2 separate regions of the Mus musculus genome follow, and region 2 is linked to region 1. Evidence: chromatin contacts called from ENCODE Hi-C or POLR2A ChIA-PET data. All regions are on one chromosome and are shown on one strand. Each heading gives the region's core, a stretch centred on a gene start or an enhancer-like site at or near the end of the contact. The rest is flanking DNA. Distances are from core to core; before and after follow the strand shown.

The links. A loop is a pair of places that touch in the nucleus more often than their neighbours do. ChIA-PET counts read pairs that join two places held with the same protein, here RNA polymerase II (POLR2A).
Region 2: a map of T-helper 17 cell shows a loop between it and region 1 (2.7-fold over the local background). The contact joins two enhancer-like sites. A Hi-C loop is called at or near these places in 3 of 37 maps with a recorded cell type or tissue (T-helper 1 cell, T-helper 17 cell and T-helper 2 cell). POLR2A ChIA-PET finds 5 or more read pairs at or near these places in 1 of 5 experiments (Patski).

What each region holds. Positions count from the first base shown.
Region 1 is chr13:110,988,278-110,990,977 of GRCm38, forward strand. No RefSeq gene overlaps it. Among named protein-coding and RNA genes, the nearest start is that of 4930526H09Rik, 86 kb to the left of the region's middle. Within about 2 kb of position 1,355, at least 1 of the 3 ENCODE cell types and tissues checked has a DNase peak (open chromatin) inside an H3K27ac peak, as active enhancers do.
Region 2 is chr13:111,405,556-111,408,255 of GRCm38, forward strand. No RefSeq gene overlaps it. Among named protein-coding and RNA genes, the nearest start is that of Gpbp1, 83 kb to the right of the region's middle. Within about 2 kb of position 1,341, at least 1 of the 3 ENCODE cell types and tissues checked has a DNase peak (open chromatin) inside an H3K27ac peak, as active enhancers do.

The DNA.
Region 1 (2,700 bases), core at 105-2,604:
GTGGTATAGGATATCCAAGAAGAGACTGGTGATGCATAGTCTCTGGGGTTTGAAGAGAGCTGTGAGCTGAAAAAAGTGTTTGTAAGTCTGTATATAAATTTGTTAAGATGATGTATCAAGCCAGAATCAACTCAGATTCTTTGAAACTGAGGTCATAACCTCATCTTTAGCTTTTCAGCTTTTCATAGGCCCTGCTGATTTATTAGTTGGGATTACATTCCCTGGCTGTTATAGAGAAATCCACTTGGAGTACTGGCCTCTCTGTTCAGAGACACACACACAACGTTGTGGAAAGCAAAAAGCTCCCATCTTGCCCAACAGAGAAGATATTTTATTCTATCTACAAGTTTATTTTCTCCAGTGACAATCTTGTTCAGCAGTGAATATGACTATTCATCATATGCCCTCTGTAGGCCTTCATGGCTCAGACTCAGTGTTCTTGTGGGATAAGATCTTTCTTCTAAACAATCCTACTTTTCTATTGCTACTTAGACAAAGTGGCATGAACCTACAACAGCAAAATTTACCTTACAGCTCTGGGCATGAGGGCCACTGAGTCAACCTCGAGGAGCTTAGCTACACGTCAACAGAATTATACTGCCTTCTTGATGATCCAAAGGAGACTTGCTTCCCTCCCATCTTCCTATTTCTAGACACCAGCTGCATTCCTTGGCTCTTGGCCCCAGCTCTATCTCTACAAGGCAAGGCAATCCTCTCTATGAAATGCACCCTTGCAGGACCCACCTGTATAACTCCGGCTAACTTCACCATTGAGGAATCAACTGCTTGATAACTTTTATCTCATCAAAAACTTCATCTTTTGTCATAGAGCCTAACATGGTCAGTGGCTCCAGGGACTTGGATATAGAAACTGGGGCAAGGGCATTATTACGACTACTAGTGTTTATCATCGATGGCTCTTAGCATAAAGCCTCCAAGGTAGCAATAGCCAATTGATGGAAACTAATTAACAAATGTATCTTTCAATGCCTCCTTCAGGATGTTTTCCTCTGTCTGCCTGCCTAACTCACTTTTGAAGAGTTTAAAATTAGCATCTCTCTGAGGACTGGAAGGAAGGAAAACCTGAAAGCAGAACAATATTCATTTCCAGGTCTGAATATTATCATCTATATCTCAAGATGTAGAGGAGTCTCCTCTTAAGCTGCATTCTAGGATATGAGAAATATCACACATAAAGGTGTGGAGCTCGTTAGGAGGGAAGGATACTTTTGGTCTGACTGGACTTTTGCTACTGAGTTCTACTTACTAGTGTTGAAATTTCCTCCACCTCTAACATGACTGTCCTCTGAGAGGCTTCACACAAAAGCTGACTCAGATACAGACACTCACAGCCAAACAGTGGGTGGAGTTGGGGGACTCTCAAGGAAGAACACAGGGAAAGATTGTGGGCCCCAAAGGGAATAGGAACTCCACAGGAAGACAAACAGAGTCAACTACCCTGGACCCTTGGGCTTCTCAGAGACTGAGCTACCAACCAAAGAACATATACAGACTGGACCTAGGTCTCCTCACATATATGTAGCAGATATGCAGCTTGGTCTTCATGTGGGTCAGGAACAACTTGAGCAGGGTAAAAAGCTGTTCCCTGTCAATGGGATATGTTCTTCTAGCTGGGCTGCCTGGTCTGCCTCAGTGGAAGAGGATGCACCTAGCCCAGAAAACACTTGATGTAGCAGGGTAGCTGGATACCCAGAGGAGCCCTAACCACTCAGATAAGAAGGGAGGAGGACGAATTATGGGAGAAGGTGCCAGGAGGGGGTGTAGTAAGCAGGATATAAAGTGAATAGATGATGGCGATGAAGATGATAGATAGATAGATAGATAGATAGATAGATAGATAGATAGATAGATAAGAAGGAAGAAAGAAAGAGAGAGGGGAGAGAGGGAATGAGGGAGGGAGGGAGGGAGGGAGGGAGGGAGGGAGGGAGGGAGGGAGGGAGGGAGGAAGGTCCTCCACCTTAATCCAGAGAACCAAAATGGAAGTTAAACCTTCTGACCAATGTTAACCAATGTTAAAATAAGTTTTAAGTGCATTGTCAAGAACCTGTGTAAGATTCAAAGTCAGACCATCATAACATGGGAAGCAAACAGCAAAGTTCTTTGACCACTCTCCTGCTATTGCCCGTCACCTTGTCCCTGATACACTTTATTTTATACTAGTGATTCTATGCCTTTTCTGCTACTTCATGAGCTTCATACAAGCAGTGCTCATTTGTCTTCTAACTCGTCATTGTAACTCAGTCCTTGGCACACATTAAGTGGCATATGACTGTCCAACTATTATTCATGTTCATACTGAGGGAGAGTCAGCGTTCATGTGAACTGCATGAATGCACACATTCACGTTAGATTTGGGGGATGCATACTTCTATGAGGTTCCTGGGTGGTAGCCTTTGAATATGATCCTTTGACTCATGTACAGACTTCTAGATTATCTCAGACACACAATTGTTTTTCAGCTAACTGAAACAAACTGTAGCTTCCCACACAATGAAATAAGAACTCTGCACATCACCGCTGTGCTCTGAAAACTGTCACTGTGGTGCTGACAAAGCTGAGGCAGATGGAAAATTTCCCTTTAGTGTATCTTCACCAAAAAGCAAAAGGTTGATGTTATATGAGAACATAGTGTAGGCATGATTCACAACTTGTATTCATTTAATGTTGACGTCAGGTTTT
Region 2 (2,700 bases), core at 91-2,590, 420 kb after region 1:
GAGGAGGGAGCCTCCACTGAGAAATCTGGCTATGAGCCAAACTGTGGGATATTTTCATAATTAGTGATGAGAGCGGAGCAGCCCATTGTGGAGGGGACCATCCCTGGGCAGGTGGTCCTGGATTCTATAGGAAAGCAGGCTGAGCAAGCATCCCCAGCATACTTACCGGGGAGCATGCCAGTAAGTATGGCCTCTTCATCAGCTCCGGCCTCCAGGTGCCAGCCCTGCTTGAGTTCCTGCCCTTACTGCTTTTTCTAATAAACTGTTATATGAAACTGTGAGTAGAATAAAACCCTTTGCAGTGCCCTATAGGAACTTCCAATATCAAACACAACAATGCAGCAGCAACGGGAGAAAGAAAGAAAGAAAGCAATGTTAATCAACATATCAAAAGTTAACATATCAAAACAGTTAAGAGCTAGGGATGTAGCTCAGAGGCAGAGAGACCTGGTGTGTGTGAAGCCTTGGGGCTCAATCCTCATTACAGAGAGAGAGAGAGAGAGAGAGAGAGAGAGAGAGAGAGAGGAGCTACATTATTAGAACCATGAATATTACATAAGTGTGACTCACTGAACTGAGTTGAGCATCTGGTTAATGTGAAAACCCAAGGTGGGTGGATTACAATTTCCCACCCTCAGAAGACTGGAGATTCTCTAGGTGTGGCCCTCCACCCCACAGCATCACCTGAGAGTTTGTATGAAATGCGCATTCTAGGTTCCAGCCCAGATGTTCTGAATCAGAAACTCTCGGTGGGATCGGCACTCTATACTGGAACACACTCTGCTCTAACCCAGTGGCATGCAAACATTTGAAAGCCAGTGGAAGAAACACGTGTGACCATTCAACACGCACGCACGCACCCACCCACGCATGCATGAGCTGTAGCACGAGGCAGTGTGAGAGTGTCTGTTTCTTGTGTGTGAGCCCCAGCTCAGGTCTGGAGAGGGCTCAAAGTGAATATGCGTTCTAGAATTCCAGCCTCAGCCCAGGTCTGGTAGGTCTGGGAAGTTTCTCTGTTTTCTCTTAACCAGCAGGTCCTTTCCTCGAATCTCACAGGGTGAGGGTTTGTGTGCCAAGGTGAGACTGTCATAGTGAGCTGCTAAGTTGCACTGCTCTCATCCAAATTGTATTTTAACTCTGTAACCGAGGACCCCAGAATCCCAGGTCCTATGCTCCTATGACAGGCTCTGTGTTCCAGTGAGGCTCTGTGCAGTTAAGGGCTCTGGTGAACTCAGAGTTGATTCTGTTGGGCTTAGGAACAGAGAAAGCAACTGGAATTTTTCCCTGTGGAAACAAACGCAAGCCAGCCTTCACAGACCTTCTCCCGAACTCTATTTCCATTTACAGCAGACTAGAGGATCCTGAAGACAACTTTCAAAGTCAGATGAAACACACAAAAATATTTTCATGAAAGGATCAAATAGCAAGCGAGAGAGTGAGCAATTGCTTGGCAATGGTCTAGGGGAAACTGGAAATTTGGAGACGCAGGACCTACATCTAGGGCTGTCACTGCCCCTGCGAGGCAGACAGAAGACAAGACAGTACGTTTGTCATTTTATGAAAATACCAGGAAGAAAAAGAAGACTCTCAGGAGATGCCAGTGCTGGGTGAACGGGGCTTCCCGAGGTTGGGGGCGGGGCTTCCCAAGGGCTGTATCCTAGAGAGGACCACGTGTGTGTGTGTGTGTGTGTGTGTGTGTGTGTGTGTGTGTGTGTGTGTTGCTTGCCTGCAGGTCTCAGTTTCTCAGTTCAAGTAACATGACACTGGATTCTATATCTAAACACCTCCAGGCACCTAGTGAGAGTCAAATAAAATCTTCTCCAAAAGAAAATATCGTATTAAGTCTCAAGTTATTTTTGCAAATTAAGCTTTTTAAATCCAAAGTCCAGCACATGACACGAGGTAAAATTGTACCTCTGTAATCGAGGTGACACATTCTTATATTCCAGCATTTGGGAGTCAGATGGAGGAGAACTATAAGTTCAAGGACAACCCTGACTATACAACGCATTCTAGACATAACATAGTTAAGGCATCTTAGAGACAGAGCAGGGGACAACACCACCATTCACCCCTTGTCCTTACAATAAGGCTCAGGTCTGAGCCCTGGACTAAAATTCTGACAGAAGCCAAAGAAACTGTGGAATGCATTGATATATATGAAATAAAATCGCACAGAGTTAGCTGTATGGCGGTCCCCAGTTCAAGAAACATAGCTTCCAATTGCTCTATCGGGACTCTAAGGAATGGAGCAGTCAATCAGAAACTTAGGAAGGGCAAAGACTCCTGGCTGGGGCACTGGCCCTGGGGAAGCATTTGCTGTGGTCCATCTAACTCTGATCCTTGTGTGGCTTCCCAAGCCAACAGCAGACGGACAGACAGAACCCAGCAACATTCAAATAAGGTATTCACGGCTTTCCCATGCAAAAATGAGTTCCCTATTATTTATTCCTTAGGTGCACAGAGAGAGAGACAGGGAGCAGTCTGAAGGAGAGACTGCCACTGACAGACAGCAGTGCACAGTCTTTTGTCATGCACAAATCAAGGCAGGGGGGGGGGCAGTCATTCTTAGCCTGTCTGTGCTGTAGATTTTCCCTTCCTCAGAGCATCAGTACCACAAGTGACCCCTTTGTCTGTGTATCCTCTTCACTTTGAGGCAGGATTCCAGGTTCCTCAGGAGCCATCCAGTATGTGTGTGTG